Linked DNA regions of Homo sapiens: regions 2, 3, 4, 5 and 6 are each linked to region 1. The links are chromatin contacts, found by Hi-C in ENCODE. All regions are on one chromosome and are shown on one strand. Each heading gives the region's core, a stretch centred on a gene start or an enhancer-like site at or near the end of the contact. The rest is flanking DNA. Distances are from core to core; before and after follow the strand shown. Region 1 holds the start of SEC14L1 (SEC14 like lipid binding 1). Region 2 overlaps CYTH1 (cytohesin 1). Region 3 holds the start of C17orf99 (chromosome 17 open reading frame 99). Region 4 holds the start of SOCS3-DT (SOCS3 divergent transcript). Region 5 overlaps CYTH1 (cytohesin 1). Region 6 holds the start of PGS1 (phosphatidylglycerophosphate synthase 1).

Region 1 (3,867 bases), core at 651-3,150:
ATTGTTTTTCATGGTGTCATTTAGCATGTTCCTCTATTCTGTATTTCCTGTAAACTGGTGGTTGCATCTAGAAGTTCAGCAGGTCAGGTGAATTTTTTTTTTTTTTTTTTTTTTTGACACGGAGTCTTGCTGGAGTCCAGCCCAGGCTGGAGTGCAGGGCAGGTGGCGTGATCTTGCCTCACTGCAACCTCTGCCCAGGTTCAAGTGATTCTCCTGCCTCAGCCTCCCAAGTAGCTGGGATTACAGGCATCTGGCACCACACCCGGCTACTTTTTGTATTTTTAGTGGAGACGAGGTCTCACCGTGTTGACCAGGATGGTCTCAAACTCCTGACCTCAGGTGATCCACCCACCTAGGTCTCCCAGACTGTTGGGATTACAGGCGTGAGCCACCGCAACGGCGTTAAAGCGTCTTTTGAAGGTGGATGTGATTTTTTTTTTTTTTTTTGGGACGGAGTCTCGCTCTGTCGACCAGGCTGGGGTGCAGTGGCGCGATCTCGGCTCACTGCAAGCTCTGCCTCCAGGGTTCACGCCATTCTCCTGCCTCAGACTCCCAAGTAGCTGGGACTACAGGCGCCCGCCACCACGCCCGGCTAATCTGTTGTATTTTTAGTAGAGACAGGGATTTCACCGTGTTAGCCAGGATGGTCTCGATCTCCTGACCTCGTGATCCGCCCACCTCGGCCTCCCAAAGTGCTGAGATTACAGGCGTGAGCCACCGCGCCCGGCCGGTGGATGTGATTTCTACAAACAAGCAAAAGCCAGTCAGACTGAATGTAGTGAATAATGTAGGTGACCCAGCTGGAAGATGATGGTTTGACGTGGAACACAAGGGGTGATGAGGCCATGAATGATTTGCTTGTGTGTCTGGTAAACTGGCTTTGATGGAAATTCCTAAACAGGTCCAAAAACGTTCTGTCCAATGGCAGCATGAAATGTACAGCCACTCAGGGTGACTAATGTGAACGGAACAACAGTGACTTTGACAGTGAAATTGCATGTTGGTTATAAAACCAGCTTTGCTGTGTGGGTGGGCATGCGAGGTGCCCCTTTCTAGTCATGAGCTCCTCTTAAGGACCCCAAAATGTCTCAGTGGTACCGGATTGAAAATTGGGGCTGGACGGTGCTCTCCTGCTGAAATTCGGGAGCTACTTAGCAGCCCCACCTTGGCACCCTCGTTTCCGAGGGGCAGGCCCTGGGCGCGCGTCTCAGTTTCAAGCCCGCGGCCCGACACTAGAGCCGTCTGGATGTGTTGACAAGGATGCCGCTGGGCTCCACCCGGGCTCACCCGGGCCCTCCCGAGCCCTGGGCCGCGCAGCACCGGCGTCCGCCTCCTCCCCATTACTCGGCGAGAATGCGGTCGGGGCACTGGCGCGAGCAGCCTGGTGCTCCTGAACAGTCAACAAGAAATGAGGAAGCACGGGGGCAGCCGCCAGGGCGACCAGAGGCAGGCCTCAGAGCAGCAGCCATACGGGAGGGCCCCGGTGGTTTTGACCTCCCGCAAACTTCCCTTTTCCCGCTCAGCCGAACCCCTCCCCTGCACGCCGGCAGCCCCTTGGGGCTTCACTCCGCCTCCGCCCGCTACTCGCGAAGCCCAGCCCGGCCCCGCCCCCAACAAGTGACGCAAAACTGGGAGGGGCCACGAGGACCTCGGGCACATCCAGCAGTGCGACGGGGCCGGCGCCTTCTCCGAGCTCCTCCCACGCTCGCGGGTCGGAGCTCGCGCCTGCGCAGTTCGGGCCCCGGGTGTCCTCCCCCCTCCCCTTTCTTAGCAACCATCGCCCGCTCCCGCCCCCGCTCCCTCGGCCGCGGCCGCGCACGCGCGCCCCTCCCGGCGCCCGGCCCCGCCCACCCCGTCACCCGTAACAACCACAAGTGCCGTCGCCGCGCCCCTTCCCCCTCCCGCCTCCCCGGCCCCCTCCCCGGAACCGGCGGTCGAGCTACGGTCGCGGAGCAGTGGAACCGAGACTGCCCCGCGGAGCCGCCGGTATGAGCGCCCCTCGCCACCCCGTGTCCCAGGCCCGGCCTTTCTGACAAGAGGTAGGCGCGTCGTCGCGGCGGGTCCGAGTGCGCCCTCGCCCCGGTCCCGGTCTCCGTGGAGTCCGGCGCCTCTCGGGCGGGCCCCCCGGAACTCCCGGCCGCCCGCTTGCTGAGCCTGTCCCTCCCCAGCCCCGGCTGCCATCGGCCCGGCACCCGAAACGGGCCGTGCCCCCGCCCCCCTGCTCGCCCTCCGCCCCCCTGCTCGCCCCTCGCCGCCCCTCGCCCCCCTCCCCCGCCCCCACCCCCACCTCGCCAGGCTTCCAGTTCCCGGGAGCCGCTTTTTGCTGAGAGCGGAGTTTCGGGTCCGGAGCCAGTGCCCGCCCCTCTCTCCCGTCGGTCGGGGCTTTGGCCCCGTGGGGCTCAGCCGCGCGGGACCCCTGCTGAGCAGCCCCGGGCGCCGGCCGCCCCTCGAGCCTGCTCGGGATGCGTTCAGTGGGTCTGGCCTTTGGCTCCTGTTTAAACAGCGATTGTCATGCAATGGAGGCCGTCCGGCTCCTGGATGCCACTTGGTCGTTGTCACTCCGGATGCCCGCGTAGGGCGTTTATCTGGACCAGAGCATCGGCAGCTGAGACCTGGCTGTGGTTCACAAGCTCGTGAATTAGCAGGTTCTTAAGTGAGTGTAGCCAGTTCTGCCAGGCGGTGGAATCCTGAATGGATGTTACCGTTTCTTAAACGAGCATTACGCTTTTTTGCTTCTTCCCCCAACTCTTGTTTGTACCCGGTTATCGTCCTCATATCTGGGAGAGTACCCTAAAATTAATATTCCCAATTAAATTTTTAAAAGATGATTGGATTCCCACTGTGCACCAACACTGTAAGGTTTGCAAAAGAAAAAGAACGTGGTCCCAGCACATCAGGATGTGTCAGTCGCATAATCAAGATGAATATTAGAAAAGCTTCAAGTTGAGTTTGGAGAACTTGGGAGTTTGGCTCTCATTCTCATGGTTTTAGAGGTGGAAGTCTTTCAAGATCATCTCCCCGAAAACCTCATTTTACAGAGATGAAACTGAGTCCTAGGGAAGTCAAATGGCTTACTCGTGGTCACCCAGAGTCATTCCTTAGCCGTTTTCACACTGTCAGATGGCGATGTTTTCCACCATGACCTCTCCTCTGAGAGGTATGCCAGACATACCAGAGAAAGTTCCAAACCTGTTTAAACCTTAGTACTATAGATGGGAATTCTATACCAGGCGCCGTGACTCATGACTATAATCCTAGCACTTTGGGAGGCTGAAGTGGGCAGATCCCTTGAGCCCAGGAGTTTGAGACCAGCCTGGGCAACATGGGGAAACCTTCTACAAAAAATATATATGGTGGTGCGTGCCTGTGGTCCCAGCTACTTGGGAGGCTGAGGCAGGAGGATCACTTGAGCTTAGAAGGTGGAGGCTGCAGTGAGTGGAGATTGTGCCACTGTGTTCCACCTTGGGCAACAGAGAGACACCCTGTCTCAAAAAAAAAAAAAAAAAAAAAGGAATCTTGGAAGTTTCTGAAATAAAATACATCTTGGTAATTTGTCTCTCTCTTTTTTTTTTAACAGCTAGACTTCGGGCTCCTTGAGGATATTCAGTTTTGTATGTTTGAATATCCTCTCACCATGTTCAGCATAAAGTACCATTCTTAATGATTATCCTCAACAAGACAGGTAGGCTCATTCGATTTTTCTTTCTCACTTTAAATAGGGGAGACAGAGGACTGGCAAGTCCAGGTGTGTTTTTAGAGCAATCCGTGTAGGCTGGCGCTAGAGAATGATTATGCACCCATAAGGAGGGCTCCTTGACTGTGAATTAGGTGTGAACATTTAACCGATTACTTACGGATATTAGCTAT
Region 2 (3,960 bases), core at 430-2,929, 1.6 Mb after region 1:
GAGATGGATACTACTAAAAATTTCCAGGAGGTCTAGCCCAGCATCTCTGATTTAACCAGCAGTAAACTGCATGCAGGTTCTGTCAGCCTGCAGCCACACACAGGTTCCTGCGAACCCTCCTGAAGCACAGGGAGGGGTGGATGAAAACGGGAATCTCTGCTGTTTCCTAGGGCCACTCCTGCTCCAACTCTACCTCCTATCTGCATCTACAGTCCCTGACTTTGTCCTCCCTTCGGCTGACCACGCTGCAGGCTGATAAAGGCTCTTAATGCCCAGACCTGTGCCTACCAAGACCTAAGATACCTGCCTTTTCTCTCCACCGATACTGACATCTTAGAAAATTCCACCTGTTGCCTTCCACATCCCTCCTGTCTAATCAGACTTTGGGTCTTGATCCCCCACAGCCAGTCCTGTGCTTTCATATTCCATAATGAAGAGAAAACTTGGGAGGCTACACAAAGACTCAGATAATGGATAAGGGTCAGCTTTCTTCAGAGGGGCAGAATCCAAGCCCTTGTTTCTATTCACCTTCATTAAGAAGAAAGGGCAGTTCTAATCCTCTGTGTAATACCGTGAGCATTCATCTCTGGTGTACTCAACAGGAAAGCCTATAAAATTCAAACCAGAGTGAATCCTCTTCAAAACTTGTCACAGCAGATGGTGATACAGGTTTCTTGCTATGATGTGTGCTTTGTACAATGCCAAACATGCTCCTGCTTAAAAATAAAGATGTAACCATTTCTGATTCTGCAAAATACAAAATCCATAAGGAAGGGAGTGAGAAATATCTAGGGGGATATGAATTGATAGTTACAGCACCTCAGGTCTTCCTGCAAACACCACAACCTGAGCAACTTGTCCAACTAGAGACTACCACAATCACATGGCACGCATTAAAACATGGGATAACCACCGGGCGCGGTGGCTCCCGCCTGTAATCCCAGCACTGTGGGAGGCCAAGACAGGTAGATCACGAGGTCAAGAGATAGAGGCCATCCTGGCCAACATGGTGAAACCCTGTCTCTACTAAAAATACAAAAATTAGCCGGGCGTGGTGGTACGTTCCTGTAGTCCCAGCTACTCGGGAGCCTGAGGCAGGAGAATCACTTGAACCCGGGAGGCAGAAGTTGCAGTGAGCCAAGATCACGCCCAGCCTGGCAACAGAGTGAGACTCCATCTCAAAAAAAAAAAAAAAAAAAAAAAAAAAAAAGGATAACATGGAAAGTTCACGTCAAGGACAGCATTTTAGAAGCAATCTGAAAATCCAGTGTCCCACTGAGGAAGCCTATACTTCATTCTATTTGGCATATTTTCCTACAAATAATACTAGTTTATACACACATGCTATCTTACAGCTTAAAATGTTTTCTCATTTCCACTTTTTTAAATTTTCCAACAAAGCTCAACTGTAACTCTGCATATTTCCTGACAATGAACTATACACTGTTCTCATCAGTTTACAGGTAAGATAAAGACTCAATGAGTACAAATAATCTACCTCGGGTACACTACCAATAGAGCCCAATTCACATTCCGGTCACCGGCTGCATCCTCAGCTCTTTTTTTTTTCTCTTACTGAAATACACAGATTCACTTCAGCTCAGCGTTTACTGAGCATCTGCCATAGGCGCAGCCTGTGCTTGGAGCTGGGATTTAAACAGCTCCAGTCCCTGGCCTGCACAGAAAGTGAAGGCCAGTGGGGACAGGCATGTAAGCCCGTAGCAGCAGCACACCCGGCCACAGCGGCCAAGTGCAGCAAGTACTCACAGAATTCCAGGCGATGCCAAGAGGCTTCAGAGGGGCCAACCTGTGAGCCAGAACTTGAAGGACCAACGGATTCCCCAGATGGACAAGAACAGAATGGTGTATACCAAGCAAGATAAAGTGTATGGAAGTGACAGAGGCCAGCAACAATGGGCACACCACAGGGCAAGGCCCAGGACACAGCAGGGCTGAACTGGCACCCTGAAGGGGGCTTAGTGTCTGCCTGTGAAGGGCCTCAGGTCCCACACCAAAGATTTTGGAATCTATCCCAAAGAGATGCCAAAGAGAGAGTTCAAAGGCAAATCAAGGCCGGGCACAGTGGTTCACGCCTGTAATCCCAGCACTTTGGGAGGCCAAGGTGGGTGGATCACATGAGGTCAGGAGTTCAACACAAGCCTGGCCAACATGGTGAAACCTCGTCTCTGCAAAAAATACAAAAATTAGCCGGGTGTGGTGGCATGCACCTGCAGTCCCAGCTACTCAGGAGGCTGAGGCAGGAGAATCGCTTGAACCCAGGAGGCAGAGGTTGCAGTGAGCCAAGATTGCACTCCAGCCTCGGCAACAGAGCGAGACTCTGTCTCAAAAAAAAAAAGGCAAATCAAGGGGGACTGACATTAACAAGATTAAATAGCTAAAAATAATAATAACTTATGGCAGTTAAGAAAATAGTGCCCAATTAATTAAACTGGTTAATTCTCACTAACACACATATACAGAATGAAAACTGACGAATGTATGTACCAATGTACCAATGTACCAGGTAAAAAAAAGCTTTTTTTTTTTTTTTTTTTTTTTTTAGAGACAAAGTCTCACTCTGTCACCCAGGCTGGAGTGCAGTGGTACGATTTCGGCTCAACGCAACCTCAGCCTCCTGGGTTCAAGCTATTCTCCTGCCTCAGCCTCCAAGTAGCTGGGATTACGGGCTCCTGCCACCACACCCGGCTAATTTTTGTATTTTTAGTAGAGACAGGGTTTCACCATGTTGGCTAGGTTGGTCTGGAACTCCTGACCTCAGGTGATCCGCCTGCCTGGGCCTCCCAAAGTGCTGGGATTATCAGTGTGAGCCATCGCGCCCAGCCAGAAAGCAATATTTTTAACCTAAAAATTGTGGGTTTGAGATTAATGCAGCAGAAGAGTCTGACTTCCTTAAAGAATATTTTCAAAAACCCCCACATACCCTTTCTTAGGCGTGTTCTTTAGGGCGTAAGTCTAGTTAAAAGCAGCTCTATGGAAAGCATAACTGACTCTTAACTTCTGCCCTCCCCTGGGATCTCAGGGACCTGCCAGAGGAAACTCCATTTGTCCCCCTCCTTTTACACCTACCTAAATGCCACTCTGTCTCTCACGGCAATGTCTAAGGGCATCTATTTTAGCAGTGGTTTAAAGGGCAACACTGCCTTCAGTCCCAGGTGACAACACAAGGAAATACCATGGGAGGGGGTAAGGGAAGCGAAGAAGCACCAGTTCTTTAAGGTTACTTGGTCAAAGCAAAGCTGTTCAGTAATTCTACCTCTAAGCTCCCGGCCCCTAACCTCATGCCCCACCCCCATCACTCCCACTGTTGATTAGGGTAGTTCATGTTGACTTTTGAAGCCTCCAGGATAAAAAGTGACTATTACACAGCACCTCCGGTGGGTCTGAAGCTAGGCTCACCCGGAAGGACCAGAAGCAAGTAAGCGTGAGGGACCATGGCCAGGCCCGGCTCACTCCTGCTGTCCCAGCATAGTCACTAGTGTCCTCTTCCACTCTCAAAAGTGTTCCCTTTGGAACTAGATCTTGGCTAGTGTGGACTCACCTTTCAGTTAGAAAAGCACCAAGCAGGCAGTTCAGCCCTGGCCTGGCACGTCCCCTCACTACTGACCCCTCTTCAGATACAGAAGTATCGTTATGGACACCTGTGCATGCTTCCCTCCCAGCGTCCCCCACGCGTGCTGCAGCTTTCAGTGTCGCCCGTGGACACTGTCCAGGATCATTTGCACTTAGAGGTGGGGCTTTCAAATGTGCTTTATAGTGAACCAGAGTGGGAAAAGCCTAAAGAGGACACCCAAGTTTTATTACAACTTTCACAAAATCCACTTGAAACATAGCCAGATATTTATTCCAAACTTAAAAATATCACACATTACCAGCTACAACCCAGTACGCATTTTACTATTTTGTCTTGCAGCATTACAACACCACCATCTGATAAGGTGC
Region 3 (3,695 bases), core at 266-2,765, 1.0 Mb after region 1:
CGGTGCAGCAAGTGCCTGGGAAAGGCTGAGAGGAGAGCTGGGCCGGGGCTGTGAGTGGCCTCCCTTGGTCAGGTGTTCACTCCTGGACGGTGCCCAGGGGCAGAGAGTGTGATTGACCGGTCAGGAGCCACAGGTGGCAGCAGCTCCCACAGGAGGCAATGGTCACCTGGTGGCAGGGGACATATTCCTGAAGGAGGCAGCCAGAAAAGGCATTCCCCACACAAAGTGTGGGAAACTGAGCCGGGCCAGAAAGTGACAGGCTGGTCCAGCAGCCCCAGGCTGAGCTTGGGCACAAAGCCGGGTGCAGTGGCCCACAGCGGAGCTGGCAGGGCCCCAGCCTCAATCCCTTGCGCCCTTACATCTCTCTGTGTTCCGGGGAATGCCTGGCCCCAGCCCTGGCCTCGGGGCTCTGGGAGGCCCTGCTCACCCCCACCCTCCCTGCATGTGCAGGAGGCTCTGTGGCTGAACTCTGCACACACACTGCCTGCGATGCAGCTGGGTCTGCTGCTGGCCAAGGCCAGCACTGGGGCCAGTTCCCTGGGGAATGACCATCCATGTGACCTCCCACCACCCTCAGTGGGGCCTGAGGGACTTCTGAAGGGCGGTGCTTGGGCACACCACGCTCCGGGACCCAGGACTCCAGGACCCATCACACTCCAGGACCAGGGGCCTCGTCGGTCTGGGGTTTCATTCTGGGGCTGGGTGCAGCCTTGGCCTCCCGGCTGTGAACCATCATGGGTGGGGCTGCCTTTTCTCAGCCCAGCAGGTCCCCAGCTGCTTGGAAAGGCCCCAGTGATTACATGAGGGTCACCTGGGTCATGTAGGACGGGCTCCTCCTCTCAAAATGAGAAGACTCACAGCCTTCATTCCCCTTGCCGCGTAGCATGGTGCTCACGGGCTCCAGAAGTTACAGCGTGGACATCTTTTTTTTTTTTTTTTTTTTTGAGATGGAATCTCACTCTGTTGCCCAGGCTGGAGTGCAGTAGCGTGATCTTGGCTCACTGCAACCTCCGCCTCCTGGGTTCAAGCAATTCTCCTGCCTCAGTCTCCCGAGTAGCTGGGATTACAGGCGCACGCCACCACGCCCGGCTGATTTTTAGTAGAGATGGAGTTTCGCCATGTTGGCCAGGCTGGTCTCGAACTCCTGACCTCAGGTGATCCGCCCATCCAGGCCTCCCAAAGTGCTGGGATTACAGGTGTGAGCCACTGTGCCCCGCGGAGCATGGACACCTTCTGCCCACCACGTGAGCCCGGGATCCTGCGGCTCAGAGGTGACTGCTGAGTCTAAGCCCTGGTCTGGCTTCAAGGTCCAAACTCCTTCCACTTCTCTGGGGATTGAGGGGGAGTTTGCTGTACCGGGCCTGCCGGGGCTCTCTGGGCCCCGCCCTGGTAGCTGAGGCCCTGGGGTGCTGCGGCCTCCAGGTTATCTCCCCACTGCAGGCACCCACCCAGGGAGCATCCCAGGGGCCTCAGGGTGGGGGAGGCCAGGAACTAGGAGGTTCTCACTGCCCGAGCAGAGGCCCTACACCCACCGAGGCATGGGGCTCCCTGGGCTGTTCTGCTTGGCCGTGCTGGGTGAGTCCACCAGGGACGTGATGGTGGGGCTGCTGCTGGGGCCTTGAGGTCTTGGGCTCAGGTGGGGGTACTGGGAGCACAGGAGAGATGAGGCCTGAAGGAAGGGCACCTCTGGAAACATGGACAGAGAGGGAAAGATCTGGGCTTGAGTCTCGGACCAGCCCCTAAACTTGCTGTATATGTGGTCCAGGGATTTCTGCACCATTCTGGGCTCACTACTTACCCATCTGCGAAATGGGCGGATGAGAGGCGATGTTGTGGGGGGAGGGGCGCAAAAGAGCTTTTGTGAGTGATGGTGCCAGCTGAGTCCTGGGGCCTCACTACCAAGAATCAGCCTGCTCCTCCCTCCTGGCTTCAGCAGGTGGGTCTCGAGGCTGTCTCTGGTCTCCCCTCCACACCAGGCCCTCTCCTTATCGCCCTTACCTCTCTTACAGCTGCCAGCAGCTTCTCCAAGGCACGGGAGGAAGGTAAGTGGCATAGCCTGCTGCAGGGAGAAGTCCCCCAGCTGGGACCCTGGTGTCAGAACCCCCATGGTGGAGGGCGCCTCGGCTGGGAAGGGAGTTACTAGTGGGGAGGTGTGTGCTGGAGGATGGCTGGACAGTTCTGGAACACTCTCTTCACCCTGCAGGGCCCTAGGAGTGATGGAGATGGGCAGGCCAAGCAGGCCAGTGTGGGGACCTCCGGGGCACACAGGCAGGGAAGTTGCTCAGCTTCCAGCCTTTGGCTGGGCTGTTTGGAGGGAAGATTCCCTGGGCAGGTGCATCCTCATCACTCTGCCCCAGGTCCCTGATCGGGAGCAGAAGCCCCCCCTGAGACCCTCACAGCTCTGCCCGGTGGGCGAGGCCCCGTGGAGGGCTGGGGAATTCTGGTGGGGCCTGGGAGGTTGGGATTCTCTGACCAGGAGGAGGGCCGTGAGAGGATGGTGAAGTTAAGGCTCCCCCAGGGGCCTGACATACACGAGGCTGCCTTCCTTATAGAGGCAGGTGGGGAGTGGAGAGTGTCTGGGACCCAGCTGGGTACAGGACCAGGGAGGAGGGGACGCTGGGGAAGGTCCCTGACAGCCCCTAGCCTGGCCTGCTTCCTCATCTTTGCCTGCTCCATCTTTCTGCCTGCACTTTCTTGCCCCATCCTTCCCTCCCCTCCCCTCATGTCCATTAAGGTGAGGATGGACAGTCACCTCCCTATATTGTCCCAACTAACCCTTGCCCCTTGTTGCTAGGCCATCAGGTTACAGAGCAGGGCCTTCCCCCTCTATTTTGCTAAAGGGCAGGTACAGGGTAATGATGACGCCATTCTCACTTGAATGAGGCCCAGGTTGAACCATTATTTCCTCATTTGCTTTAAAAACGGATACATTGTTGGTGTGGCTGCTAAAAAGAGAGCAGGCAGCTGGGGCTCCGGGAAGTACCTGTGCAGGGCAGTTCCGCCTCCCCCTCTTGGCTGGCTCCCGACTTCTCTGATTCTTGCCAACCAAGTCCTGCTAACTAAACTCCTAAGAGACTGACTGATAAATCATTTATTCATTCAACAAATACTTGAGCACCTGTTTGGTTGCAGGCACAATTCCAGGCCCTGAGAATGTGGCAAGGCACTGAAACAAACCCCTCCTGTATCTTACATTCTAGTGGGGGTTGGGGGGACAGATGATAATAAAAATAAGAACATTCAGTGGCTTATGCCTGTTATCCCGCACTTTGGGAGGCTGTAGCCAAAGGATCAGTTGAGCCCAGGAGTTCAAGACCAGCCTGACCGACACAGTGAGACCCCCATCTCTTAAAAAAAAAAAAAGAAAATGGCTCGATCTCAGCTTACTGCAACCTCTGCCTCCTGGGGTCAAGGGATTCTTCCACCCAGCCTCCTGAGTAGCTGAGATTACAGATATGCACCACCATGCCCAGCTGATTTTTTTGTATAAAGAAAATATTTTTTTAAATTAGCTGGGCATGGTGGGCGGTGCACCTGTTGTCCCAGCTACTCGGGAGGCTGAGGTGGGAGGATTGCTTGTCCGGGAAGTGAGGCTGCAGTGAACCGTAATCATTAACAGTGCACTTCAGCCTGGGTGGCAGAGCAAAAAAAGCACATTCTAAGGTATGTTAGTTAGAATGTTCTAGAGAAAAGCA
Region 4 (4,131 bases), core at 1,632-4,131, 1.2 Mb after region 1:
GAGGCACAGAGTAGAATCCCCTGTCTTCTCTACCAGGAGCCTGAGGTGAAAGATGTCCCGTCTCCTCCATCCTCCCGCTCCATCCACCCAGGTACAGGAAGGTATAGTATGAGTAGGAAAAGGAGACCAGCTGACCAGCCCATCCATCCCCTCCAAATGTTGCTTCCCCCTTAAAACGGAGGAAGGGCCCTGGGCTCTCAGGCACCAGGTAGACTTTGGAACCTGTGTTTTCGGTGACTGTCCCGGAGGAGAGGATGTGGGGTACCAGGATGGTTCCCTTCAGGTCACCCCAAGCCCTTCTCCCCGGAGCCAGGGAGAGGAGCATGTCACCAGGATCCTCGCCTGGGGTGGGCGGGGGGTGTGACCATTTCCTTCGCCAGCCCGCAGCCCTGGGGCCCTCAGGACCTCTCTCTCTTCCACCTTTCCCAGGCTCCACAACCAGCTCAGGTTTAAACCAAATCAAAGAGCAAACAAGTTCCGTTGGAAAGTTTGAAGATTCCCTGGCAGTTCTCATTAGTTCAGCATTCCCGAAGTGTCCCCTGTTTGGAGGCAGAGGGGAAGCTGAGGAATTGAAGGAGAATCCACTTGTGGTTGCTATCGTCCCACCAGGACAGCTGGCTCCTCCGGAGAAGCTGGAGACTCAGGTGGTACTCCCCCTTCCCTCCAACACATTCCAGGTCCGCCTGCCACATTCTGCAGGGAGAGGGCAGAGGGAGGGGCCTGTCCGCCCTCTTTCCCCCCAGAGCTACAGGACTCTCTCCTGGTTGGCTTCTTGTGCTTGTGCCATGTGCCACGGAGGAGAGGGGCCTGCGTCCCCTCTCCCGACCCATGCCCTTTGCGCCCTTTACCCCTTAAAGCGGGGCATCGTACTGGTCCAGGAACTCCCGAATGGGCCCCGGCAGCTGGGTGACTTTCTCATAGGAGTCCAGGTGGCCGTTGACGGTCTTCCGACAGAGATGCTGAAGAGTGGCCACGTTGGAGGAGAGGGGCCGGCTCAACACCAGGGGGATCTTCTCGCCCCCGGAGTAGATGTAATAGGCTCTTCTGGGGGGACTCCCAGGGAGTGGCTGGGCAGACGGCTGCTCGGGCACCTCGGAGGAGGGTTCAGTAGGTGGCGAGGGGAAGGAGGGGGCTCCAGGGGGCGGCATGTAGTGGTGCACCAGCTTGAGCACGCAGTCGAAGCGGGGCACGGGCTGCGTGCTCCGGGGATCGCTCTGCAGAGAGAAGCTGCCCCCCTCACACTGGATGCGCAGGTTCTTGGTCCCAGACTGGGTCTTGACGCTGAGCGTGAAGAAGTGGCGCTGGTCCGAGCTGTCGCGGATCAGAAAGGTGCCGGCGGGCTCGGCACTGAGCAGCAGGTTCGCCTCGCCGCCGGTCACTGCGCTCCAGTAGAAGCCGCTCTCCTGCAGCTTGCGCACTGCGTTCACCACCAGCTGGTACTCGCTCTTGGAGCTGAAGGTCTTGAGGCGCAGGCTGGTGTCCAGGGGGCGGCTCATCCCGGCGGCGGGAAACTTGCTGTGGGTGACCATGGCGCACGGAGCCAGCGTGGATCTGCGCGGCGGCGGCTGCAGCTGCTTCGCGGCCTCCGCACAGCGGCCGCTACCGCATCCCGGGGGGCTGCGGAGAGGAAGGCGCGAGCGCGTTGAGTGCCCGGAACCCTCCAGCGCGCCCGGCCCGCCCCGGCTCCCCTGCCTTCGCCGAGCGACTGGGGCACCCACTGCCCCGGGGGCCCTCTCCTGGGCCCGCGCTCCGATCCAGGCGCCTCACGGAGCCCGCACGGCTCCCGCCCCTGCCGGCAGGGTGGCCCCGGGCAGCCCCTTCCCAGGCGCGCACTGCAAGGGCGCAGCGTGGGAAACTCGCGCGCGGAAGTTAGGTCTCCAGGAGTGTGGCCGGGTGGGGAGCAGGAGAAGGGCCCCCGGGACTGCCTGGGCGCCGCTCAGTCCAGTAGCCCCGGGCGGTGTGGACGGAGGGAGAAACCCGAGGCACGGGGGTAGGGAGGGGACAGGAGAAGCCCGAAGGCCCCAGCCGGAGTATTCCGGGAACCTGGGATCTCCGGCTTCCATCCGCTCTGCCCCTACCTCGTCACCTCCCTGCCGGGAATGACCCGGGAAGGGGAGGGGAAACCGGGAAAAGCTCCCGGGACTGAGCGAGACCCCTCCCCACGCCGCGCTCCTCCTTCCTACCTGGTCCCGAATCGAAGTCTCCGTCCTTGGGGCTGAGCCCCCTCGGGTCCCCAAGGCGACGCGGCGGCGAGACGGCCAGCGGTGGCCCGCGCTGCGCCCAGATGTTGGCGGCCGTGAAGTCCACAAAGGAGCCTTCGCGCGCGCGTCCCTCGAGCTTCCCCTGGGCGCCCGCCCTGCCCCCTGCGCACCCCCGGACCAACCGGGAGGGGACCAGGAGAGGGACCGCGGCAAGGGGCCGCGGCGGGAGCTGGGCCGGGCGGGCGGCTGGCGGCTGGCTGCGTGCGGGGCCGAAGCGGCAGCAGCGGAGCAGGGAGTCCAAGTCGGAGCCGCCGCGGAGGCCGCGCTCGCGGGTATATAGGCGGCCGCCGCGCCCCGCCCCCCGATTCCTGGAACTGCGCGGCCGGCCTTCTTGTAATGTTTAGTCACTACTCGCAGCAGAGAAAGGCTGAGCGCGGAGGGTGAGGGAGGGGCCGCGGGCGCCGAGGGCGGGCCGCGAGCAGGGGCAGGGACCGGGAGGGACGCGCGCGGAGACAAAGCGCGACGAGAGGCGGCCGAGGCGGCCGGTGGGCGCGGCGCCAGCCCCGGCGGCGCGTTCCTGGCAGCGGCCCCTCCCCGCCGCGCGCTCCGCCCCCAACTTCTCATTCACACTTTCCCCCCACCCCCCTCCCTTCTAAGAAGGCTGATTTCTGGCAGAGGCGGGGGCGCCGCTTCGGGAGAGCGGGCAGTTCTAGGAGGCCGACCTGGAGAGCCTCCCGGTTCCCCTTCCCCTTTTCCCGGACCCCGCGGGGACACCCCCTCGCCGCCACCCGGGCCTCCCCGAGGGCCCAACTGCGGGTCAGGCGGCCCGGGCCAGCCGAAAGGGAAGTGGGGCTACCCCACAGCCAGGCAGCGGGGCTGGGGTCAGACCCGGGAGCCGGAGGTTGGAGACGTGCGACAGTCACCTGCGGGCAGATTCCAGAGGGGAGACCCAGGGCTGCAGGGGACGCCCCTTCGTGGCAGCTACCCAGCCTCGGCCCACTGCCAGGTTCTTTGCCAACCCTGACGCGAGTGTGGAGCCCCCCTCCCCTCCCCTATGAAAACGCTTTCATGCACTGGGGTCTGCAAACCTGGTTGGTCCGGTGTGGGTTGGGCCAGGTGCTCTCGGCCGGGCTGGAGAGCTCGAGGTGGAACGATGGCCCCAACCTACGGCCCGCGTCCGCCAGAGGGCGCCCTGGGGTCTCCTAGGGGAGGGCAGTTTGGTGCTGCGCGGCCCAGGCCTTGGAATAGGCACGCCAGGGATCTGCGGGAATGGCTGTCTCCGGAGCTGGAAAGGTGGCCGAGAAGGGGGCATTCACACCCCAGGCTGGGGTCAGACCTGGGAATAAAATTCTAGCAGGAGAGAATTTCCGGAAAGCAGTTTTCCGGGGTTCAGGCTACTGCCAGATGGCCCACACCCCCTGGAATGTGACCCCCTGCCTCTCTTGGGGTGGGGGAGGACTTGATCACTGGCGGGGAGGGGGTAGAGGGGAGGAGAGGAAGTGATTGAGGTGAAAGATTGGTTTGCTGCTGGTCACGTTGGCACTGACGTAGATAGTTTGGGCTTGGAGACCCGGGGCCAGCCTTATGAAGGATGGCAAGTTTTGTCATCTTGTCCCCAAATGGGCTGTGTGGTGCTGGGGACACCCGAGAGCTGCCTCAGTGGCATTTAGATTTTCACCTCTCGGGATGCAGACGCTGTGGGCCTGGGGCCCTGCGCTCTTCCTAGATACCAGGATAATGAGGTGCTGAAAGGGAAGGAAGAGACTGCCGCCAGGGACAGGGAGCTTGGGATGCCAGAACCCAGAACTGGCCCTTTTGCCGGCCCTGGAATTGATAGGTGCGCACTGCCTTTGCCACTGTATCCTCAGTCCGTGCCATCACCTCTCCCCAGCATGTGCTGGGGACTCAGTGAGATTTGGACAAGACACAC
Region 5 (4,020 bases), core at 1,443-3,942, 1.6 Mb after region 1:
AAGATGTGGATTTTCAGATCTGGCTTCTTTCATTAGCATAATGTTGTCAAGGTCATGGTGCTGGAGCGTGGGCCAGTACTACATGCCTTCTTGCTGCTGGGTCATCTTCCATGGTATGGATAAACCACATCTGTTTATCCATTCACCAGATGATGGACACTTAGGCTGTTTACAGTTTGGGACAATTATGCAGAAGGCTGCTATCAGCATTTGCATATATGTCTTTGTGTGGACACGTTTTCATTTTCCTTGGGTAGATACCCAGGGGTGGACACTGCTGGGTCATACGGTACATCTGTATTTAACTTTTTAAGAAGTTGCTAAATAATAGGCAGTTTTCTTGACTGTATCAGAATGAAAAATGCAGATTCACAGACCAAGCTTCTCAAAGTCTGGTCCACCAACCAGCAGCCTTGGGAGCATATCAGACGTGAAGACGCTCCGCTCGTTTATACATACACGTCACCTGGGGCCTCAACAAAACAGATTCTGACTCTATGTCTGAGAAGGGGCCTGTGCTTCTGCTGTATGTTTAACATGATCCCATGTGTGGAGTCTGAGTAGCAAGGCCCTGGACCGGCTGAGTAACTCAGAAGTACAAGGGGCAGAACCTAGGAATTTGAATTTTTAAAACCTCCTGCAGTAATTCTGGTATGCACCCAAATTTAAGAACCACTGCCATCAATATCAATAGTAATTTTATAATCTCCGAGAGCAAAAAAGTTGCTCGGAAATAAAATCATAAAATGTTATTGCCTTAAAGAACACATGTGTTCTCTAGCTAAATCCATGGAGGGAAGAAAATATTCCTAAGTGTTTTGAGGGTTGGTGTTTTTTGTGTTTTTGTTTTTGTTACAGGCAGGGTCTTGCTCTGTCACCCAGGCTGGAGTACAGTGGTGTGACTGTGGCTCACCGCAACCTTTAACTCCTGAGCTCAAGTGATCCTCCGGCCTCAGCCTCCTGAGTAACTAGGACTACAAGCAGATACTACCACAACTGGCTACTTTTTAAAATATTTTGTAGAGACAGAGTCTTGCTATGTAACCCAGGCTGGTCTTAAACTCCTGGCCTCAAGCAATCCTCCTACCTTGGCCTCCCAAAATGCTGGTATTATAGGCATGAGTCATCGCATCCAGGCTGTTTTGACCTTTTGAAAGGAACACCTGAAAACTGTGAGTAGTATCAGAACTTCCAGGTGTAAGATAATCTGGGCTCCCCTGTCAACAGCTGCCTTAGGAAACAAAGTCATGGGGGAAACACCATTTAATTTCAGCCAGAATGAAGGGTTATGACCAGGTATCTAGAAATTCCTATTTAACTAAAATGATTGTCTAATCATTTTTTTCTAAATCCAGGAAGATTACTTTGATCAGTATTTCCAAACAAATACCACAAGGAAGGCCTGTTTCATGGTTTCCAGTGTAAGTGGTGAGGCAGCGTCAGAGGTGCCCACAGAAGCAAGGGGTGAAACTCCTGGGAATGCTCAGCTTCCTGGGCCTCAGTCCAGTCCTCACCAAAGGCTTTCCTGCAGCCACCAGAACGCACACTCCCAGATATCCGCCAGTCACAGTCTGTGCCACATGACTGCCTGGGACACACACCAGAGATGGCTCCCTAATTTCATTAGCTAGCCAGCTCACTTCTCTATCTGCCCCACTTGGAGCCCCTATAGCTCTAGGCCTTAGGCAGCTACTTCTCTAAGTGGCTTTCCCCAGCCTACACAGGTCTGACACCCCAGTTAAGGTGTCCAAAGGAAAACAGCTTACTGCTACTGGATCGCCTTAGTTAACTGACGCGTATACATTTCAGAAAGTGAAATCCTGTACTACATGAGTATATTATTTCTGCTTGATTAAATAGTATTTAGGATCATTCCTACAAAATGCATCAGATCGTCGATGAGAAACATGAATTCTCTCCTATAAGAAAGTCCGAGCAAATGTAATGCCTGCTTGAGAAACAAATGCAGGGTGAGCCTGAGTACCCGTATGGATGGATCCTCAGGGATGTGCAGAATCACTTCCGTCTTGGCGCTTTCGATACCGGAAAACCATTTTAAGTTCCAGATTAAAAAATAATAATAACCTAAAGACTACTTCCTGACTCACAACTTCAGATGCAGTTCATGAGTTACAAGTCTTCCCAAATTCACTGGCTGAGTACTTTGGATGCACTCACGTTCCTGGTGTCTGCGTTTCCTTGCTGTTCTATGGTAACTGACAGAGAATTAATCAAGAGAAAAACAAAGGGCACACTGAATTCTGAATATGTGTGTGCAGACACCGGAATATACAGAAAGGAAACGTACCAAAATATGAATCCTGATTATCTCTGGGATAAGTGTTTATGAGAAATTTGTTTTTTATACTTTTCTGTATTTTACCAATTTTCTGCAGTAAAGGTGTATTACCTTTATAGTCAGAAAAAAGCCATTTTTTTTTACATTTTTAAGATCGAGGTAAAATTTACATTTAACAAAATGCACACACCTTAAGTGCACAGTTCAATTTGTTTTGATGAGTGCATATACCCTTGAAGCACCACTCAGATTAATACAGAATATTCCTGCCATCCCTGTAAGTTCCCTATGGCCCTTCCTAGTCAACCCCACCCCACCCCGCCCCAGCAACCACCTCGGAGGCAGCACTGTCATGATTTCGGCTAGCACACTAGCACAGCTTAGTTTGCATGTTCTAGATGCTCACGCATGGAAGCACACGGTGCCCACAGTTTCTTTCACTCATCACAATGTTCGTGAGATTCATCCGTGCTGCTGCACGCTAGCAGTTCATTCCTTCACACTGCTGAGTAATAGTCTATTACCTCGACCTGTTTATCCAGTCACCTGCTGGCAGCCATTCAGGGTATTTCCAGCTTTTGGTTATTTTATATAAGAATGCTATAGATATTCTTGTACAAGTCTTTGTATGGACATGTTTTCATTTCTCTTAAGTAACTAGGAGTTGAATTGCTGATGAAACTGCCAAACTTCTTTCCCAAATGGTTATATTATTTTATTCTCACTAGCACTTGCCAACATGAGGTACCATCAGTCTTTTTAATTCTAGCCATCATAGGGGATGTGAAGTACCGTTTCATGGTGGTTTTAAATTACATCCCCTACAACTAATGATGTTAAGCATTTTTCATGTGTCTACTACACATATGGCTTCTTTTGTAAAGTGTCCAAGTTTTTTGCCCATTTTCTTATTTGGGCTGCCTTTCTATCATATATTCTAGATACAAGTCCTTTTTCAGATATATTTGTTACAAATATTTACTTCTAATCTGTTGCCTGTTCATTTCTTTTAATAGTTTTTAATAGTTTTATCTTTTACAAAAGCGGAAGTTTTAAATTTTTATGAAGTCCAACGTATCCGTTTCATTTAAGCTACGAGTGTTTAAAATGGAAAGAGGGGAAACTAATCCAAAATACCAAATGGACAATACAGAGACTGGCCGTGGTGAGCTGGCTGCCTTCTGTGGAGGACTCAGCCTCACTATACCCTGAAGGCACTGCCCACAGGAGTCTAAAACAACAAATCAAACAGTCCTACGAAGCCAGACAGGAAGACTTAGGCTTAGAAAAATACAGACATGTAGTGAATTGGAAACAGCTCATTTATTGCATTAAGCAGTCAGAAAACGGTCTGGGAACCCCATTCAAAACTAAACTCTCAAAGTCACTAACATTTCATGAAAATAAAAGGAAAAAAAAAAGCAGAGTCCTTGTCCTTTTATACTATCATCGCATTTCTACATTTTCTTCCCTTAAGCATTAGGAAGGTGCAAATAAGCTCACGATTATCCTCAGACATGACTGGACACTCCAGCCCTTTGAAATCGTATCAGCAGCATTCATTAAGCTTTTCCTTTACACAAAGGAAAAACAGAAACTTTAAAATGCACACCGACAGTGGACAACAGAGGGGAGTAATTCACATAAAAATTTAGGAGCAGTTTAAGGCTTTCTGGGACCTTTGAAGTTCTCCAGTTCAATTTTTTTTTTTTTTTTTGAGA
Region 6 (3,903 bases), core at 153-2,652, 1.2 Mb after region 1:
CTCCAGCCTGGGTGACAAGAGTGAAACCCTGCCTCAAAAAAAAAAAAAAAAAAAAAGTGTTCTTGGTGTATGAGGATGTGCTCCGTCAGCTTTTTGGGCATAGAACTGTGTGTTGCCAGGGGCCAGTGATATCTGTGTACTTGGGCATATCAGGAGGGTGGAAGACTGTTCATCTCACACAGATTTGCTTAGGCTGTTCTGTGCCATGGAGCTGCAGCCTCTGGGGCTAACAGGGTGAAAAATGATTCCTCTCTCAGTCTGGTGGGGATTTTCCGTGGTTCTGTGCACCTTAGTGAGTCAGCGTTAACCAGGTTACAAGACTTTGTACAAGAACAGACTTTGTTCAAGTTTAACACCTTAGGGGTGTTGTACAAGTCTAAAGAACACCCTATCAATTAGAGCCTCAAACAGTAATTCCCTCACTTATCAGTGAGAAGTCCTTTTTTTTTTTTTTTTTTTTTTTTTTTGACGGAGTTTTGCTCTTGTTGCCCAGGCTGGAGTACAGTGGTTCGATCTTGGCTCACTGCAACCTCCACCTCCTGGGTTCAAGCGATTATCCTGCCTCAGCCTCCTGAGTAGTTTGGGATTACAGGCATGGGCCACTGCGCCCAGCTAATTTTTTGCATTTTTAGTAGAGACGGGGTTTCATCAGGTTGGCCAGGCTGGTCTCGAACTCCTGACTTCAGGTGATCCACCCGCCTCTGCCTCCCAGAGTGCAGGGATTACAGGCGTGAGCCACTGCGCCGGCCGAGGAGTCAATCTTGACAGCCAGTGGTCAGGCTCGGTGGCTCATGTCTGTAATGGCAACACTTTGGGAGGCTGAGGCTGGATGATCTCTTGAGCCCAGGAGCTCGAGACCGGCCTGGGCAACGTAGTGAGACCCCCATCTCGACAAAAAAGTAAAGAATTAGCCGGGCATGGTGGCACACGCACTTTGGTGGTCCCAGCACTTTGGGAGTGGTCCCAGCACTTTGAGAGGATCCCCTGAGGCCGGGAGGTCGAGGCTGCAATGCGCCAAGATCGCGCCACTGCACTCCAGCCTGGGACACAGACCGAGACTCTGTCTCAAAACAAACAAACAAAAGCTTTTTTGACAGCTGGTGAGTTGGAGCCAAGCGTGACGGTGCTAGAGCCCCTGCGCCGCATCCTTTCCTCCGCGACCTGTGACGAGTGACTGCAGGAATGCAGGCCACCTGGCGCCCTTACGGATTTAACGGGCCGGCTTCCGACCCCCTCCTGCGGCGCGACCACTGTTCCTCGCCTGTGTCCCCCAGAGGGGAAACTGAGGCTTGGGGGCGGTGCAGCGCCGCCCTCCCCGAGCCAGGGGTTCCGCGCCTGCGCGCCTGAGCCGTGTCCGCGCTCGCCTTTGTCAATAAAGTTCGCGCCCGCCGGGAGCGGAAGCGGAAGCGGCGAGTCTCCATGGCGGTGGCGGCGGCAGCTGCGGCGGGACCCGTGTTCTGGAGGCGACTGCTGGGCCTCCTGCCTGGCCGCCCAGGGCTGGCCGCGCTCCTGGGACGCCTGTCCGACCGCCTCGGCAGGAACCGGGACCGCCAGCGCAGGAGGTGAGAGGGGCGGCCGGGATGAGAGTGCAGCCCTCGCGGCTGCAGCCCGGCCCCCCGGCGCTCAAACTCCCGGCCCCAGCGTCCTGGGCATCCGCAGCGAGTCCCTCCCCGGTTTCCGGGCCCATTTCTGCCTCCCGGGGCTCGGCGCCTGACCTATGTGCTTCTTCACTGGCCTTCTTGAGGGAGGGTGGGCGGCTCGTGCTCCATTATCGGCCGGGTCCAGCCGGCGGGCCTCCTGCGCAGCCCGGCCAGTCCTTGCTCCCCGTCTACACCGTGCTTGTTGGCGAGCCCCGGCCACCGTGCACTTACACGTTAAAAGAGGGACTGTGTGTGCGTTCAGGGAGCTTCGGTCAAGCTCCAGAGGCTGTTTATATCATGGTTTCGGCCCCAGGATGTGAGTGTCGGAGAGTTCAGAGGGGTCTTTTCCTTAGGTAAGCCTGGCTGTGAGTGAATCACCGTTGCTGGGATTTTGTGTATAGAGCGTTTCTCACATCCTGCCAGAAAAAGCTGTGAAGCAATCCTTAGTAACACTCAGGCATGGGAAGAGGAGCCACTCGAAACACTTTTTACACATTTCAAAGGGCCTGTGTTCTGGAAAAGTACTGAAGTTATGTAAATGATGAAGTAGGCTTTGGAGCAATTTGTTCAGGCAGTGGTCTTTTAAAATAAACATTTGCCAAGAACATGCTGACCTGAGGCTTGCTAATATTAAAAAAAAGGGGATAAATAATTCTTGGCCGGGTGTGGTGGCTCACGCCTGTAATTCCAGCACTTTGGGAGGCCGAGGCAGGTGGATCACCTGAGGTCAGGAGTTTAAGACCAGCCTGACCAACATGGTGAAACCGTCTCTACTAAAAATACAAAATTAGCTGGGCATGGTGGTGCATGGCTGTAATCCCAGCTACTTGGGAGGCTGACCCTGAGGCAGGAGAATCGCTTGAACCCAGGAGGTGGAGTTTGCAGTGAGCCAAGATTGCCTCATTGCACTCCAGCCTAGGCAACAAGAGCAAAACTCTGTTTCAAAAAAAAAAAATTCTCTTGTGTGCAAATAGTTTTCTTTTCTTTTCTTTTTTTTTTGAGACGGAGTTTCACTCGTTGCCCAGACTGGAGTGCAATGGCGCAATCTTGGCTCACCTCAATCTCCACCTTCCAGGTTCAAGCGATTCTCCTGCCTCAGCCTCCCGAGTAGCTGGGATTACAGACATAAGCCACCACACCCGGCTAATTTTGTATTTTTAGTAGAGACAGGGTTTTTCCATGTTGGTCAGGCTGGTCTCTAACTCCCAGCCTCAGTTGATCCACCTGCCTCGGCCTCCCAAAGTGCTGGGATTACAGGCGTGAGCCACCGTGCCCGGCTGCAAATAGGTTTCTTAATTGAGTCTTACACTTGATCTTTAAAAAAAAAAATCTTAGAACTGCTTCCTTTAGTTGAGGTTGCATTGTGTTAGATTTTCTATCTGTACGTGTACTCCTCGGGTGAGATTTGACCTCCTGGGGTCAGACATCTAGTACAGAGATCTGGGGTCCAGTCATGTGTACTGATTCTAGGTACAGAAAAGAGCTTGCTTCATGGTGATCTATGGTGGAAGATTTTCATCGAAAACTCAAGTTTGATTTAGGGGAATTTTTAGGTGATAGAATCAGGGCAGGATGGCGCTCTTGGAAACCTGCTAGGTTTCACGTTGGTGAACCCAGCAGGACTGGGGCTGTAAAAGAAATGGCCTCTGCATTTTTTGCATTTTCATTTTTTCAGTGTTTAACAAAAGACCTGCTCATCTCTGGGTGACGAAGTCAGATGACTTCTACGTCCTGGCATCAAACCACTGAGATTTGGTTTACAGTTTCAAAAAAATGTTCTACCCTTGAAGACAAGATTTAGGTGACTTTGTCATTTCCCTCTATATGTTTAAACTATATGAAAAACACTTCATTATAAATCATTGTTCAACATTGGAATTGATTACTAAAGGATGTTGGGGCAGTTGACACAAATATTTTAAAAAAGAAATCTCTCATGAGTGTGCTTTTTTTCTTTTTCTTTTTCTTTTTTTTTTTGAGACAGAGTCTTGTTCTGTCACTCAGGCTGGAGTGCAGTGGTCTGATCTCGGCTCAGTGCAACCTCTACCTCGTGGGTTCAAGTGATTCTCCTGCCTCAGCCTCCAGAGTAGCTGGGTCTACAGACACATGCCACCACGTCCGGCTAATTTTTGTATCTTTAGTAGAGACAGGGTTTCACCATGTTGGCCAGGCTGGCCTCGATCTCCTGACCTTGTAACCTGCCCACCTCGGCCTCCCACAGTGCTGGGATTACAGGTGTGAGCCACTGCGCCCAGCCACTTTT

Evidence for each region. Hi-C counts contacts between places; a loop is a spot of excess contacts on that map. Pooled maps may share reads with other maps.
Region 2: a loop to region 1 is called in a pooled map, with 2.9 times the contacts of the local background. The contact joins the enhancer-like site here to the promoter of SEC14L1 in region 1. A Hi-C loop is called at or near these places in 3 of 37 single-sample maps with no recorded cell type and 2 of 50 pooled maps.
Region 3: a pooled map shows a loop between it and region 1 (2.9-fold over the local background). The contact joins the promoter of C17orf99 here to the promoter of SEC14L1 in region 1. A Hi-C loop is called at or near these places in 2 of 37 single-sample maps with no recorded cell type and 4 of 50 pooled maps.
Region 4: a loop to region 1 is called in a pooled map, with 11 times the contacts of the local background. The contact joins the promoter of SOCS3-DT here to the promoter of SEC14L1 in region 1. A Hi-C loop is called at or near these places in 3 of 37 single-sample maps with no recorded cell type and 8 of 50 pooled maps.
Region 5: a pooled map shows a loop between it and region 1 (2.4-fold over the local background). The contact joins the enhancer-like site here to the promoter of SEC14L1 in region 1. A Hi-C loop is called at or near these places in 2 of 37 single-sample maps with no recorded cell type and 2 of 50 pooled maps.
Region 6: a loop to region 1 is called in a pooled map, with 6 times the contacts of the local background. The contact joins the promoter of PGS1 here to the promoter of SEC14L1 in region 1. A Hi-C loop is called at or near these places in 3 of 37 single-sample maps with no recorded cell type and 7 of 50 pooled maps.

What each region holds. Positions count from the first base shown.
Region 1 is chr17:77,139,069-77,142,935 of GRCh38, forward strand. It overlaps SEC14L1 (SEC14 like lipid binding 1), which reads left to right and starts at 1,901. Exons shown (of 17, transcript NM_001143998.2): 1 at 1,901-2,039; 2 at 3,578-3,682. It overlaps LOC105371901 (a long non-coding RNA gene), which reads right to left and starts at 2,371. Exons shown (of 5, transcript XR_934988.3): 1 at 2,288-2,371. RefSeq lists silencers at 1,185-1,394, 1,545-1,754, 1,765-2,214, 2,379-2,673.
Region 2 is chr17:78,731,897-78,735,856 of GRCh38, forward strand. All of the region lies in intron 1 of CYTH1 (cytohesin 1), which reads right to left. Among named protein-coding and RNA genes, the nearest start is that of CYTH1, 48 kb to the right of the region's middle. RefSeq lists an enhancer at 1,931-1,990. Within about 2 kb of position 1,680, at least 10 of the 41 ENCODE cell types and tissues checked have a DNase peak (open chromatin) inside an H3K27ac peak, as active enhancers do.
Region 3 is chr17:78,144,870-78,148,564 of GRCh38, forward strand. It overlaps C17orf99 (chromosome 17 open reading frame 99), which reads left to right and starts at 1,516. Exons shown (of 5, transcript NM_001163075.2): 1 at 1,516-1,575; 2 at 2,010-2,042. The coding sequence starts at 1,539. RefSeq lists an enhancer at 2,539-2,758.
Region 4 is chr17:78,357,567-78,361,697 of GRCh38, forward strand. It overlaps SOCS3-DT (SOCS3 divergent transcript), which reads left to right and starts at 2,882. Exons shown (of 5, transcript NR_110847.1): 1 at 2,882-3,207. SOCS3 (suppressor of cytokine signaling 3) reads right to left here and starts at 2,511. Exons shown (of 2, transcript NM_003955.5): 1 at 2,184-2,511; 2 at 1-1,617. The coding sequence starts at 1,529. The coding sequence ends at 852. RefSeq lists silencers at 1,623-1,862, 2,273-2,552, 2,563-2,872, 2,933-3,132, 3,363-3,412 and an enhancer at 1,867-2,515.
Region 5 is chr17:78,703,684-78,707,703 of GRCh38, forward strand. The region is part of intron 3 of CYTH1 (cytohesin 1); the gene reads right to left. Among named protein-coding and RNA genes, the nearest start is that of SCAT1, 74 kb to the left of the region's middle. Within about 2 kb of position 2,693, at least 9 of the 41 ENCODE cell types and tissues checked have a DNase peak (open chromatin) inside an H3K27ac peak, as active enhancers do.
Region 6 is chr17:78,377,247-78,381,149 of GRCh38, forward strand. PGS1 (phosphatidylglycerophosphate synthase 1) reads left to right here and starts at 1,403. Exons shown (of 10, transcript NM_024419.5): 1 at 1,403-1,562. The coding sequence starts at 1,420. RefSeq lists an enhancer at 1,292-2,253 and a silencer at 1,449-1,688.